Regions from separate parts of the Homo sapiens genome. Here region 1 is linked to region 2. Evidence: read pairs that join two places in POLR2A ChIA-PET (ENCODE). Cell type or tissue: HepG2. All regions are shown on one strand. Links, peaks and the distances in the headings refer to the core of each region. The heading gives the core; the rest is flanking DNA.

Region 1 (8,152 bases), core at 1,435-5,434, 400 kb before region 2:
ATTAACCTCTCTTGCAATTGTTACAGGTGTACTCATATGTAGGATGCTGCATCATACCCTGTATCCATGGGTTAATGCAAGGACTTATAGAAACAGCTCTCACAAAACCTCCCCTACCTCTCCTCCTCTATACTCAAATAGGCTCTTGTTCCTAGGTGATCGAGAAGAACAGCAGAGCCAAATCATGTTAAAAAAATGTGAAGAGGAAGAATTATCAAAAGACAAAGGGGGAAATTGCCAGAGATGATGAATTCCTCTTCAAAGGGTTTAACTGTGTAACGTTCTTGCTCTTTGTTCAGAAGCCCAACCTCCTTATACTCCCTTGTTTCTAGCCTCCGAACAACCCTCCCACGCTTGTGGCCCGACATGCCCCGTACCGTAATGGACAGACCACTCCTACCCCCTCCTTCTCTTACAAATCACGCATTTACCTATTAGAAAAAGTTTAAGTCTTAGCCAACTGGCATCAGTTTAGATTGTATGGTCCAACCCTAGCCAACAGGGGAAGGACACAGGGACAGGAACTGCATTAGGGATAAAAACCCCTTCCCTCCTTTGCTCGGTGTACTCTTGCGGTTGTAACAGGCAGCACCTTTCTGCAGAAGTAAATTGCCTTGCTGAGAAATAATTTGTCTCAATACTGGTTTTTCTCTTCAGCACCGCTTACTTGTTCCCAACACAAAGAACTCTCTTGCCTTTGGGTAGAGGGAGTAACCCTGTGTACCCTCCCCACTAAAAACTGCTTCATCACTCAATAAAACTTCCCGCCTTGCTCACTCTTTGAGTGTCCGTGTGTCTACTTCCTCCTGGTCATGAGACAAGAACCCAGACCTAGCTGAGCTAAGCAAAAAATCCTGCATCAGTATCACACAAGATGTTAATAATAGGGAAATTTGTAAGGTGGAAGGAGAAGGTATATGGTAATTCTCTGTACTAGCTGCTCAATTTTCTATAAACCTGTAATTGCTCTAAAAAATAAACTCCATTAAACATGAAAAAAAGAAACAAAAGCAATCAAGTAACCCATTGGCCAAAGGTAAAAACCTATTGTGCTCATGGTATAAGAAAACTGGCCAGGCGCAGTGGCTCATGTCTGTAATTCTAGCATTTCGAGAGGCCAAGGTGGGTGGATCACTTGAGGCCAAGAGTTTGAGACCAGCCTGGCCAACATGGCAAAACCCTTTCTCTGCTAAAAATACAAAAATTAGCTGGGTGTAGTACTGCGTGCTTGTAATCCCAGCTACTCAGGTGGCTGAGGCAGGAGAATTGCTTCAACAATGAATTGGGAGGTGGAGACTGCAGTAATCACACCACTGCCCTCTGGCCTGGGAAACTGTCTCAAAAAAAAAAAAAAAAAAAGGAAAAAGAAAAGAAAACAGAAAGACAAACAAGCTTCTTTTAAGAACCTAGAAAAATTTCTAACATTACTTATTCAACATTCACTCCCTTCTCCAACAGGCACAGGGCTGAGGACACATGAACACAAGACAAGGGTCCTACCCATGAAGAGCTTTCATCTGGGGAGAAACACATCAGAGGGATGATCAAACCAACATGTATATATGGAGAGCCTAGTACGCATGCACCCTAATCAGCTTCCCAAAGATTACTGCATTTAATAGGTACAATCTTTATTTATTTTTGTTTTTTTCTTGTTTTTTGTTTTTGAGACTGAGTCTTGCTCTGTCACCCAGGCTGGAGTGCAATGGCACGATCTTCACTCACTGCAACCTCCACCTCCCAGGTTCAAGCCATTCTCCTGCCTCAGCCTCTGAAGTAGCTGGGACTACAGGTGTGCGCCACCCAGCCTGGCTAATTTTTTATTTTTAGTAGAGACAGGTGTTTACCATGTTGGCAAGGCTGGTCTTGAACTCCTGACCTCAAGTGATCCACCTGCCTCAGCCTCCCAAAGTGCTGGGATTACAGCCATAAGCCACTGCACCCGGCCCTTAATAGGTCTCATCTTTCCATGACATAAGTGTTTCTCCCATTTTAAAATGAGAAAACAGAGGCTGAGAGAATTTGAACCCAGGATATGAACCCAGGTCTGCCCCACTCCAGTTACCATTCTATTTCAGAGCACAGGCTTTAGAAGAGGCAGATCTGGCTTCAAATCCCAGTTCCACCATTAAAAGTGGTCCTTGGGGAGGCTATTTAATTTCATTAAGCTTCAATTTCTTCATCATCTTCAACTTGCAGCATTGTTGAAAGATTAAATAAGAAAACATAAAATGTTTGGCAGGCCCTGACACAGAATAAGTAGGGGGCCAAGCATGATGGCTCAGGCCTGTAATCCCAGCAATTTGAGAGGCCAAGGTGGGAGGATCACTTGAGCCCAGGAGTTCGACAGCAGCCTGGGCAACATAGCAAGATCTCATCTCAAAAACAAAGAATAAGTACAATACTCAATAAGTGTGGCTACTGTTCTGTGCAACACATGAACCTCTCAAGGAGGAAGACACTATTGGCAATGAAGTAAAGCCGCTGTCAGGCCCACAGTCCAGGAACCAGCTGAGCTATGCACAAGATGAGGAGGGGGACCTTCTGAATGCAAACAGTTTAAAACACTAAACATTTTCATTTGACATTTATCTTTTCTACTAAACTTTGGAAATGCACCAAATAAAATCCATGTGTTCACCAAACTAAAATAATTATCTCACTCATGACCCTAAAATTACAAGATGTAAATCTCATGAGACTTTGCTAGGAACCAGTTATTTTAAGTAAATAATTAGCCGACTAAAAAAAGGAACTAGGTATAAATAGGAGCATATTAGGTCTCCTGCCTTCTACAGAGAAAAGAAAAGGCCAAAGGAAGATAATGGCAAAAAAAATGATCATACTTCAGTTCAGGCACTGGGAATAAAACACTCCCCTTATCATATAAATTGTGAAAGGAAAATCAATCTTGGGGCCCCAAAATCACTCAGCTAAAAGGAAAAGTCAAACTGGGAGGCAAATCTGCCTCCCATTCCACTCAAAGTCACCCCTCTACTCACTGAGAAAAATGCTTCTGGCTGCCTCTCTCACCCACCTGCGACCTGGAGACCCCCTCCCTGCTTCGAGTTGTCCCGCCTTTCTGGACAGCACCAATGTACATCTTACATATACTGACTGATGTCTCCTGTCTCCCTACAATAAGTAAAACCAAGCTGTGCCCTGACCACCTTGAGCACATGTTGTCAGCACCTCCTGAGGCTGTGTCACAGGCACGTCCTCAATCCTGGCAAAATAAACTTTCTAAATTAACTAAGACCTGTCTCAGATATTCGGGGTTCACAGAAGAAGAGGAAATATATGGATTTAGTTATCTAATTCATTGATTAGCTACGTATACTATATTCGGTTGACAGAAGGAGAAAATATGGCCCTGAAGATAAATATCAGTCAAGTGGAAAGGGAACTTTCATAAAATAAATGAAGAAAAAGGGGTACTGAGTAACAGGATGTTCTCTGCAGAGGTTTCCGGTTACAGGTAGCCCTCAATCTGGCTTCTAATGGCATTAACGTTTTCCACAGAATAAGGAAACACGATCTACTTGGAAGAGAAAGAATTCATGTCAGGAAGCGAATTGCTCAGCTCCATTGTGGCCTGAATAAATGTAAACATGAGACTGTTGTTCCCACAGTTCTGGGAGGTCATCTACTATTCTCAGGACAAAAGCCTTCTCTGCCACACAATTATCTGCCAGACTCCACACTGTACCAGTATCTATGGCCTTCAGCTATTTTAAGCTCAGCTTTCCTAGCAACTTCCTCCCACTCCGCATCACCACCACCCTCACCCGCACCCACCCAATTATCATGTCTGCAACTCAGCTATCCAAGTGTCCTTTCCCTCCACTCCTCCAGCACTGTCATTCTAGGACTAAGACACAAACCGGGGAGGCATATGGCAGAGCAAATTAGAGCCTGGGCTCTTGTGTCAATGGACCTTGATTTGAATCCCAGCTGGACAACCTGGAAGCAAAGGCCTCCTGTCCAAGCAAACAGAAGGAAAGCCACCAACAAAGGGGGAGCGCTGGGAAAAAGGGTTACTGCCCAGCAGGGAGACGGATCACACCAGACAGAGCAAAAGGGAAAAGAGGTGGGGGGAAATTGGGAGGTTTTTCAAAAAATTGAGTTTAATTGACCAAATTGGGCAGTCCTCCCTCAAACCAGAATTGGTTCAGAGTGACTCCCAGAGAGGTCTTTTAAAGCAAAGACTGCAAACTGGCCCTGTTGGGAATTATGAAAGCCAAGTGCCTGAGCGCCGTGGGCTGATGGCCTCCAGGTGGGCACAGGCGCTCTGCCTGCTCGGGGGCACGGTACCGGGTCAGCCCACACCGCTGTCAGCAGGCGAGGCAGCCAGGTCAGGGCAATCACTTAGTAACCAATTTCAACCTGTTTCCTCAGTTGTAAAGTGGGATGAAAGAGCCTACCCACAAAGTAAGTGTGGGCAATAAACAAGATATTGCCACACAAGCACTCTCTAAATGTTGTTCTTAGACCTGTTATATGTTCTTTAAGTATTTTGCAAATTGCGGTTCAGTGGCAGGATCCCTGGCTGCCACCCAGGAGCCCAGGCTCCTCTCCAGGCCAAGCAGTATCATCTTCACCCTGGGCTTGTCAAGGTCAAATAAAAATATAAAGCTGAATCCCTAAAACAGTTTCATTTGGGAAAAGAGAATTGCAACTTGGGGCATAGAGAAAGACCAGGTGCTCTTCGGTATGTGCGAAGAAAAAACGGAAGGCTGGGGGTTTTATGAGAAAGAGAAAAGTCATCATCTATGTGGCCCCGCTGCGAGCCGCTCCTTTGATCTTAAAGAAACTTGACAGCATATGAAGACTGAATATCCATGTGAATGCATGACACGAAGAACATGGTGACAGCGTCTGCTCTCTGCAAGTGAACAGGCTCAGAAAAGTCTGAGGGACTCTCTGAATGAACTTAAAAATTCTGCTTGTTAACAACAAGTTTGACTCTGGTAAATGGCCTTCATAGCTAAAGTATAAAACCAAAGAGGAGGGAAGAGGAGGAGAAAAAGAAAGAAAAGAAAGAAAGGTGACATACTGTTTTGAAAACTCATTGGTACTAGTGAAGTTTTTGGGAGCTGGCAAGCTCTGACTGAACCAGTCTTAGAGTCACAGTAATTCATTTCAGCAGCAAGGAGTTAACACTGGTCTTAAAGTTACAGCAGGTCACTTTGGCAGCTGGCCTTCAAGATAATCCCGGGGCAGACGCTCTGTGTCCCAGCTTTTCTTCTCCCCTGGTCCCTCGACTCCAGTTTAGTTGGGTGTGACAGGGTAAGTCCAATTCGTATCATCGATTTTCACAGACTCTATACTCGCTGAGAGCAGAACTCAAGGGGCTCAGTTGCCACTGCAAGCTCCAGACCAAGCACAGCGGCAGGAGCTACGTCAATCCCCTCCAGGAAGTAACAAGAGTCCAGGAGGCAGAAGCTGCTGGAGAATTGTGTCCTATTGGCCGATGGCATACCGAACTCCCCTGTCTCCCTGGTACGTGGCCAATATTCTCAAACTAAATAGCTTTAAGTGTTTTAAGCTTTTAAAGGTAAAAACATGATATAGTTTTAGGTGAGGATCTTAACATCACCTACAAAGCACTCCAAAATGTCCTTCATGAAAAAGAAAACATGACTATGAGAATCCACAACACATTTTTTTTTTTTGAGACAGAGTTTCGCTCTTGTTGCCCTGGCTGGAGTGCAATGGTACCATCTCGGCTCACCGACACCTCCACCTCCCCGGTTCAAGCGATTCTCCTGCCTCAACCTCCCGAGTAGCTGCGATTACAGGCACGTACCACCACGCCAGTTCATTTTGTATTTTTAGTAGAGACGGGTTTCTCCATGTTGGTCATGCTGCTCTCGAACTCCCGACCTCAGGTGATCCACCTGCCTCGGCCTCCCAAAGTGCTGGGATTACAGGTGTGAGCCACCGCACCTGGTCCACAACACATTTTTTTAACCTTTCCACCATGTGGTAATAATGCAGTCAAAATATACATCATGTTACTTTGCACAGATCTAAATTACACCCAGAAGAAATTGAAGACACTGTCATTCCTATTTTCCATTCTCATCTCAGCCTTACCAGTCAATATCAACTTCAATTAAAATGGCTGTCAAATCAGTACTAATTTGATTCCTTGCACTGAAGGGTTGCCCATATTTAAAAATACTTGAGCCACAATAAGGAGCCAATGGGGCGAAGCTACCATCTGTGGGATTATGACTGAACGCCTTTAAGTCAGAATCCCACCCAGGCAGACGGATACAGCAGTGCCCGTGGGGCCTCGGTTGGCCTCCAATGGCCTCAGAGAGCCGGTCCCTCCCCCGCCGAGCGCCAGGACTGGGGTCCGGTGCAGAAAGCCCCTCGTCCTGGGAAAGGCAGTCGCCCCCTTGCCCGTTGGGCCACCCATGTTCGTGGGGAACCTGGCTCTAAACCATTCATAGACGACCTGCAGAATTCTGGGTCGGGGATTTGTATGTAGCAGAGCACCTCCCTCACTGCGATCTATTGAAAGTCAGCCCTCAACACAAGGGTTTGTTTAAAAAAAAAAAAAGAAGAAGAAGAAAGAAGAAAAGAAGAGAAAGAAAGAGAGAAAGAGAGGAAGGAAGGAAGGGAGGGGAGGGGAGGGGAGGGAAGGGAAACAAACAAAAATTAAAATATAGTACTTGAGCCAACCAGGCACTCATGTTAAACACAAACAGGAAAATACAAGGATGTTTATTCCCCTCCCTTCCTTAACCTCTGGTTGTTTAAAAAAAAAAAAAAAAAAAAAAAAGAACCAATTTAAGGACCCAGCTGATTTGGATTCATGAAAGTAAAGCAAAATCTCTATGGCAAAGAAATCCTTCATGAAGCCTGAGTCATGTACAAACCCTCCTTTTAAAAGAGAAACGTGTCCTTGAACCTTTAATGTTGACCAGTTACTTTTTCCCCCTTGCAGAACTCAGTCTATTGACCAGTTATTTTTATTTTTTAATTAACTTTTTTTTTGAGATAGAGTATCATTTTATTGCCCAGGCTGGAGTGCAGTGGCACAATCTCAGCTCACTGCAACCTCCATCCCACCCCCATCCCCGCGGCTCAAGTGATTCTCTCGCCTCAGCCGCCCCAGGAGCTGGGATTACAGGTGGGTGCCACCATGCCCAGCTGATTTTTGTATTTTTAGTACAGACAGGGTTTCACCATGTTGGCCAGACTGGCCTCAAACTCCTGACCCCCAGTTATCTGCCTGCCTTGGCCTCCCAAAGGACTGGGATTATAGGCGTGAGCCACCTTGACTGGCCAGTTATTTTTATTATAACGTTACTTAAATAGGTGCAAACAAACTAGTTTCTAAAACAAAAAAGCTCATACAATTATAAAATGTAAACAACATACATTTCATGGGGAAAATGACAATTTGTTGAAGACCAATTTCCCCTTCAAAATGAATATGGAACTGAACAGGAGGGGCACAGCTTCTTTCAAACTGGACAGAAGCTGTCTGATGACTCACTACTCCCATCGTTTTACTCTATTTAAATCTTTATTTGTACAGCTCCCCATCTGCAAAGTAAGCACCCCAGTCTATAGTTCGCTCAAACACATCACTTACATAGTAATTTCATCCCTATTCTTTTTGTATTTACTTTCAGCCATTAAAACAGTATTATTTGTTGTCCACAAAAAATAAAAGCTAACCATGTGCTGATAGTGCTCAGCTGTAAGCATGCTATACAGATGATCTCAACGCATCCATGTAGTTTTTCGATTATCAAAATAAAAGTACAAAGACAACCAATCCCTGTTAGAGAATTATAAAGACACTAGTTAGAAAAAAATGGAGGTATACACATCTTTAAATACAAATCTTTATACTTAAGATACCTGGTCTCCGTCAATAAATCTTGAATGTCAAATACTTTGCATGCCACAATCACTTAAGCCCTAGGCAAACAAGAATGTCTACAGGGCTACGAAAGGTTTTATTTCTCTTTGCTTTTCATGTGTTTAAAGCAATCACATGATGCTGAAAGCATCCAAAGGAAACCAAAACATGCATGATATTCAAAAACCATTCCTAATCTGAAAAATTTTTGGTCTAATAAAGAGCAAACTGAGTACAAATCTCTCTCTAACAACAAAATAGCAGTGT
Region 2 (8,152 bases), core at 1,362-5,361:
GTGGGGAACATTAATAACAGAGGGAAGTTCCATACATGTGGTATAGGGGCCACATGGGAACTCTACTTTCTGCCCAGTTTTGTTATGAGCATAAAATGATCTAAAAAATAAAGTCTATTAAAAAACCCATCAATCTATTTGCAGAAATAGATTGATCCTAAAATTCATGGCCAGACCTGGTGGCTCATGCCTATAATCCCAACAATTTGGGAGGCTGACTTGGGAGAATCGCTTGAGCCAAGACCAGCTTGGGCAACATGGCGAAATCCTGTCTCTACAAAACACTACAAAAATTAGCCAGGCATGGTGGTGCACACCTATAGTCCCAGCTACTTGGAAGGCTAAGATGGGAGGATCGCTTGAGCCTGGGAGGTTGAGGCTGCAGTGAGCTCTGATCAAGCCACTGTACTCCGCCCTAGGCGGCAGAGCAACACCCTGTCTCAAAAAAAAAAAAAAAAAAAAAAAAAAAAGGAAATTCAAGGGACCCACAATAGCCAAAATAATATTGAAAAGTAACAAAGTTGGAGGATTCACACTTTCCAATTTCAAAATATACAAGATTCAACACAGCATGGTACTGGCATAAGAATATATCTATCTATCTAGAGATAAATGTTTATATCTACAGTCAATTGATTTTTGACAAGAGTGACAAAAAAACAGACTTTTCAGCAAATGGCGTGACTACAACAGGATATTGACATGCAAAAGAATAAAGCTGGATTTCCATCTCAAACCATATGTAAAAATTAACTGAAAATGAATCACAGACCTAAATGTAAGAGCTAAAACTAAAAAAACTTTTAAAAGAAAATATAGGAGTAAATTTTCAGGACCTGGGGTGAAGCAAAATCTTAGGACATCAAAAGCACACACAACAGAAGAAAAACTAAACAAATTGACTACATCAAAATTAAAAACTTTATCAAAGCCACAGTAAGACATCCCCTCACACCTGTTGGGATGGCTATTATCAAAAAGACAAAAGGTAACAAGTGTTGGTGAGGATGTGGAGGAAAGACAACCCTTGTACGCTATTGGTGAGGATGTAAATTGGTACAGCGAACATGGAAAACAATATGGAAGGTCCTCAAAATACTAAAAACATGTTATGATCCAGCAATTCTACCTCTGGGCATATATCCAAAGGAAATGAAAGCAGTATCTCAAAGTGATAGCTGCACTCCCATGTTCATTACAGCACTATTATATGTATATGTGTGTGTGTGTGTGTGTATTAATTATATAGCAAAGACATGGAAACAACTAAGTGTCCTTAAACGGATGAATAAAGAAAATGTGGTATATACAATGGTATATTATTCAGCCTTACAAAAGGAAATCCTGCCATTTAGGGCAACGTGGATGAACCTGAAGAGCATTACGCTAAGTGAAATAAGCCAGACACAGAAAGACAAATACTGCATGATCTTACTTATATGGGGAATATTAAAAAGTCAAACTCATAGAAGCAGAGAGTAGCATAGTGGTTGCCGGGGCTGGAGGGTGGGGGAAATAGGGAGACGTTGGTTAAAGAGTACAAAGTTTTCGTTAGGCAGGATGAGTGAGTGCTGAGGATCTAATGTACAACTTGGTGTTGACAGTTAATAACACTCTATTGTATACTTGAAATTTGGTTGGAAAGTAGATCTTAAATGTTCTCATTACACATGCAAAAAAAAGATAACTATGTGAGGTGATGGATATGTTAACTAGCTTGAGTGTGACCATCATTTCACAATGTATACATATATCAAAACACGTGGCCGAGTGCTAGGGCCCACGCCTGTAATCCCAGCACTTCGGGAGGCAGGCGAATTGCTTGAGGCCCAGAGTTCAAGATTAGCTGGGCCAACATGGTAAAACCCCATCTCTATTAAAAATACAAAAAAATTAGCTGGGCATGGTGGTATACCCCTGTAATCCCAGCTACTCGGGAGGCTGAGGCACCAGAATTGCCTGAACCCAGGAGGAGGAGGCTGCAGTGAGCTGAGATCATGCCACTGTACTCCAGCCTGGGTGACAGAGCAAGATTCTGCCTCAAAAAAAAAACAAAAACAAAAACATGTTGTACCTCATAAATATATACAATTTTTGTAAGTTATACCTCGATAAAGTTGGGGGAATTTTTTTTTTTTAAGTTTTGTGCTTCAAAAGATACTATCAAGAAAATGAAAAGTCAATCTATAGAACGGGAGAAAACATTTGTTTGTTTTCCTAGAGCGTTTGCTGAAACAAAATGGGAGAAAATATTTGTAAATCATATATATAGAACTTTTATCTAGAATATATAAAGAACTCTTACAACTCATTAATAAAAACAGAATCCAATTTAAAAATGGGCAAAGGATCTAACTAGGGCCGGGCACGGTGGCTCACGCCTGTAATCCCAGCACTTTGGGAGGCTGAGGCGGGTGGATCACTTGAGATCAGGAATTCAAGATCAGCCAGGCCAACATGGTGAAATCCCATCTCTACAAAAAATATAACAGTTAGCCGGGAGGGGTAGCATGCACCTGTAATCCCGCTACTAGGGAGGCTGAGACAGGAGAATCACTTGAACCTGGGAGGTGGAGGTTGCAGTGAGTCGAGATTGTGCTACTGCACTCCAGCCTGGGTGGCAGAGCAATACTCCACCTCAAAAAAAAAAACAAAAAACAAAAAAACAGAAAATAACTGCAAGCACGTGGAAACACTGACAAACTCATCCTCTGCTAGTAGAAATGTAAAGTGGTATAACAATCTGGCAGTTCCCCCACAGGCTAAGCAGTCAGATACCACATGACCCAGCAATTCCACCATTCCTAGGTGTGCATCAAAGAGATCTGAAAACACATCCACACAAAAACTTGTACACGAACTTTATGTATTACCATTGGGGGAGTTCAGTCAGGATGGTGGGGAAAATTATAAGACGCAAACCTTCTTGGAAGGCCTGGGGCGTTTGCATAAGCTCCAGTGATAAACTTAGCTGAAGGCAGCCTTGTCCCCTTAGTTAAATAAATTACAGTAGAAACAAAGGAATGTGGGGAGTTTAAAAAAAAAAAAAAGGAATGTGGGGAGTTTATCTAAATAGCTTGTTTACTCTTGTGGTCCTAAGGCTAACCTTTGATTTCCCGCCGGTGCTTAATTGCTTTCTACTCGGGAAGTCCACGATGTCAATTACCCTCTAGTGGTGTTGACTCAAGCCTTTGTCAATTAATATTTACTGAATAAATGTGAGTCTCACTAGCTGGTCAAGGCCGCTTTTTTTTTTTTTTTTTTTTGGAGACGGAGTCTCGCTCAGTCGCCCAGGCTGGAGTGCAGTGGCGCGATCTCGGCTCACTGCAAGCTCCACCTCCTCGGTTCACACCATTCTCCTGCCTCAGCCTGGGACTACAGGTGCCCGCCACTACGCCTGGCTAATTTTTTTGTATTTTTAGTAGAGACGGGGTTTCACCGTGTTAGCCAGGATGGTCTCCATCTCCAACTGTTTACAGCACTCTGCGTGGAGTCTATAAGCTGCCCGGATGCTCAGCCAAACTGGCAAAGCAGAATATCTGTGTGTCAGTGTACTTTATTCATCCATTGTTGGGTCAGGGTCTGCAGGACAGACCCCTGAAACTCATAATACATAAAATATAGGAATGACTCAAATTTTATAATATATTGTGACATGAATGAGCCTTGAAACCATTATGTTAAAAGAAACCAGGCACTAAAGACCACATGTTGTATGATTCTATTTACATAAAATGTCCAGAATAAGCATATCTATAGACAAAGTAGAGGAATGGGTGCAATAGTAGTGAAAGGGGAGAAAGTTGGGAGTGCCTTAGGGAGGTTGCATTAGGAGGCTGGAATGAGAAGTGACTCTAATGTGCACAGGGAAAATGCTCTAAAATTGAGTAAAGTGATGGTTACACGACTCTGAATATAATAAATTGTACTGACTTTGCAATGGATTCTTTAGATTGATTAAATGGGTGAATCATATGGTATATGAATTTTTTTTTTTTTTTTGAGACGGAGTCTAGCTCTGTCGCCCAGGCTGGAGTGCAGTGGCGTGATCTCGGCTCACTGCAAGCTCCGCCTCCTGGGTTCACGCCATTCTCCTGCCTCAGCCTCCCAAGTAGCTGGGATTACAGGCACCCGCCACCACGCCTGGCTAATTTTTGTATTTTTAGTAGAGATGGGGTTTCACCATGTAAGCCAGGATGGTGTTGATCTCCTGACCTCATGATCCGCCCGCCTCGGCCTCCCAAAGTGCTGGGATTACAGGCGTGAGCCACTGCGCCCGGCCAGTATATGAATTATATCTCAATTTAAAAAGGCAGAATCTAACACCTTAATGAATCTTCTTCCAGTCTTTTTCTATGTATTTTTTACAAAAACAAATTCTACTATATATTCTCCATTTTATCATTTGTTTTCACGTAATATACAGGAGAATTTTTTGAACATTCACAGAGATAATTTTTATGGCTAGGGTAATCTATTATATAGATGTACTAATGTCTAACAGTTGAATACTTATTTCCAGTATCTCACTACTATAAACATCTTAGTAGCTAGATCTTGCCACAATATTTAATTATTTCCTGAGGATAATCTTACTAGTGAAATTGGTTATTCCACTGGGGCAAAGGTTATAAACATTTTTATCCCTTTTGATACCTAATGACAAATCACTTTTTATAAAGTACTACAAGTATATATCAGCAATGTAGTCTTCCCCAAGATGGAGTCTTGCTCTTGTCACCCAGGCTGCAGCACAACAGCACGATCTCGGCTCACTGCAATCTCTGTCTCCCAGGTTCAAGCAATTCTCCCGCCTCAGCCTCCTGAGTAGTTGGGATTACAGGCACTCACCACCGTGTGCGGCTAATTTTTGTTATTTTTAGTAGAGATGGGGTTTTGCCATGTTGGCTAGGCTGGTCTCGAACTCCTGACCTCATGATCCGCCCACCTCGGCCTCTCAAAGTGCTGGGATTACAGGCATGAGCCACTGCGCCCGGCCAGCAATGTAGTCTTATGCATATAATTACCTGTCCCCCCGCCCATAATATTGAGAATTATGTTTTATCTTTTGAAATCCGATAGAAACTGCTCCTGGCCAGGCACAGTGGCTCACGCCTATAACCCAGAACTTTGGGAGGCGAAGGTGAACAGATCACCTGAGGTCAGGAGTTCAAGACTAGCCTGGCCAACATAACAAAACCCCACTTCTACTAAAAATACAAAAATTAGCCAGGTGTGGTGGCATTCACCTGTAATCCCAGCTACTCAGGAGCCTGAGGCAGGAGAATCCCTTGAACCCAAGAGGTGGAGGTTGCAGTGAGCCGAGATCGCGCCACTGCACTCCAGCCTGGGTGACAAGAGCGAAACTCCCGACACTCCGTTTAAAAAAAAAAAAGAAAGAAAACTGCTTCTAATTTGCACTTTACTTACACAGTTGACCCTTGAACAACATGGGTTTGAACTTCAGGGGTCCACTTCTGTGCGGACTTTCTTCTGCCTCTGCCAACCAAGACAGCAAGACCAACCCCCTCCCTCCTCCTCCTTCTCAATGTGATGATGAGGATGAAGATCCAGATGATCCACTTCCACTCAACAAACAGTAAATATAGTTTCTCTTCCTTACAATTTTCTTTTTTTTTTTTTTTGAGACAGAGTTTAGCTCTTTTGCCCAGGCTGGAGTGAAGTGGCATGGCTCACTGCAACCTCTGCCCCGCCACCACCCCCACCCCAGGGTTCAAGCAATTCTCCTGCCTCAGCCTCCCGAGGAGCTGGGATTATAGGCGCCAGCCACCACGCCTGGCTAATTTTTGTATTTTTAGTAGAGACGGAGTTTCGCCATGCTGGCCAGGCTGGTCTCGAACTCCTGACCTTAGGTGATCTGCCAGCCTCAGCCTCCCAAAGTGCTGAAATTACAGGAATGAGCCACCAGGCCCAGTCTCCTTACGATTTTCTTAATATTTTCTTTTCTCTAGCTGACTTTATTATAAGTCTACAGTATATAATACGTATAGAAAATATGTGTGGCTTATGCCTGTAATCCCAGCACTTTGGGAGGCCGGGTGGGTGGATCACTTGAGGTCAGGAGTTCAAAACCAGTCTGGCCAACATGGTGAAACTCCATCTCTACTAAAAATACAAAAAAAAAAAAAAAAAAAAAAAAAAAAAAGGCCGGTCACGGTGGCTCACACCTGTAATCCCAGCACTTTGGGAGGCCAAGGTAGGCAGATCACGAGATCAGGAGATCGAGACCATCCTGGTTAACACAGTGAAACCCCATCTCTAGCAAAAATACAAAAAAACATTAGCCAGGCATGGTGTTACATACCTGCAGTCCCTGCTACTCAGGAGGCTGAGGCAGGAGAATCGCTTAAACCTGCGGGGCGGAGGTTGCAGTGAGCTGAGATCGCGCCACTGCACTCCAGCCTGGGTGACAGAGCCAGACTCCATCTCAAAAAAAGAAAAATACAAAAAATTTAGCTAGGTGTGGTGTCAGGCACCTGTAATCCCAGCTACTCAGGGGATTGAGGCAGGAGAATCACTTGAACCCAGGAGGCGGAGATTGTAGTGAGCTGAGATAGAACCACTGCACTCCAGCCTGGGTGACAGAGTGCCAGTCCATCTCAAAAAAAAAAAGAAAAAGAAATATATTTTATTGTATTTTATTTTTTTGGGACAAGTTCTTGCTCTGTCACCCAGGCTGGAATGCAGTGGTGTGATCATAATTCTCTGCAGCCTCAATCTCCCAGGCTCAACTGATGCTCCTGCCTCAGCCCTCCAAGTATTAATAGCTGGGACGTGCCACCATTCCCAGCTAATTTTTATTTTATTTTTTTATTTTTAGTAGAGATAAGGTCTCACTATGTTGCTTAGGCTGGTCTCGAACTCCTGAGCTCAAGTTATCCTCCCAACTTTGGCCTCCCAAAGTGCTGGTATTACAGGTGTGAGCCACTGTGCCTGACTCAAAATTTGTGTTAATCAACTGTTTATGTTATCAGTAAGGCTTCCGGTGAACAGTGACCTTAGTTAAGTATTGAGGGAGTCAAAAGTTATATGTGTATTTTCAACTGTGTGTGGGGGGTAGGGGTGTGTGGAATGGAGTGTCCATGCCCCACGCTGTTCAAGGGTCAATTATACTTAAGTTGTAACAATTTTTTCCATATTTGTAAAATGCCTCTTTTCTACTGGAGTGTTTATACTTTTCTTATTGGTTCATAACAGCTCTTTATCACATATTGCAAATATTTTCCCCAGATTTTCCTTGCCGTTTCAAGTTTGTTAGGTTGTGTTGACTGAAGTTTTACATTTATTTTCTTCAATCACTTTTTTTTTTTTTTTTTTTTTGAGACCTGGTCTCGCTCTGTGCCCATGCTGGAGTGCAGTGGCGCCATCACTGTTTACTGCAGCCTTGACCTCCAGGGCCCAAGCAATCCTTCCACCTCAGCCTCCCAAGTAGCTGGGGCTGCAAGTGCATGCCCCAAAACCCAGCTAATTTTTGTACCTTTTGTAGAGAGAGAGGTGCATCATGTTGCCCAGACTACTCTCAAACTCCTGGGCTCAAGCAATCCCCCCATCACCTTGGCTTCCCAAAGTGCTGGTATTACAGGCATGAACCACTGTGCCCAGCCTCAATTACTTTTATAGTTTCATTTTTATATTTAACCTTTAATCTACTAAAAGTTTTAATATAAAGTGAAGTATGGATCTATATTATTTTTCTATGCAGTCAGCTATCTAACCTTGCTTAAGACCCACTTTTATTGTATCCTATATTCCTCTATGAGCATGGGCTTGATTCTAGACTTTGTTTTATTGGTCTTGCTATTCTGATGTTTGCAAATGAATCTGCAATAGGTTTTAGTGTTTACTAGGATAAGTCTCTTGCCTTCTTTGAGAACATTTTTTGTTTTTTTTTTGAGACACAGTCTCGCTCTGTCACCCAGGCTGGAGTACAGTGGTGCAATCTTGGCTCACTGCAACCTCCGCCTCTTGGGTTCAAGCAATTCTCTGCCTCAGCCTCCCAAATAGCTGAGATTACAGGCACCCACCACCATGCCTGGCTAATTTTTTTGTATTTTTAGTAGAGACAGGGTTTCACCATCCTGGCCAGGTTGGTCTTGAACTCCTGACCTCGTGATCCACCTGCCTTGACCTC

Evidence for each region. ChIA-PET counts read pairs that join two places held together with the same protein. Peaks named below come from ENCODE experiments on the same cell type or tissue, not always from the same donor. Only the 100,000 strongest peaks of a DNase experiment are listed, where the experiment ranks them.
Region 1: POLR2A ChIA-PET joins it to region 2 with 10 read pairs; 1 of 35 experiments calls an interaction of 5 or more read pairs at or near these places.

The regions. Positions count from the first base shown.
Region 1 is chr17:77,160,354-77,168,505 of GRCh38, reverse strand. The region is part of intron 3 of SEC14L1 (SEC14 like lipid binding 1); the gene reads right to left. Among named protein-coding and RNA genes, the nearest start is that of SEC14L1, 23 kb to the right of the region's middle. RefSeq lists an enhancer at 4,650-5,151. In HepG2, for the core only: no CTCF peak of the experiment used is centred there; a DNase peak (open chromatin) is centred at 3,655.
Region 2 is chr17:76,757,771-76,765,922 of GRCh38, reverse strand. The region is part of intron 8 of MFSD11 (major facilitator superfamily domain containing 11); the gene reads right to left. Among named protein-coding and RNA genes, the nearest start is that of MFSD11, 24 kb to the right of the region's middle. In HepG2, for the core only: no CTCF peak of the experiment used is centred there; a DNase peak (open chromatin) is centred at 3,122.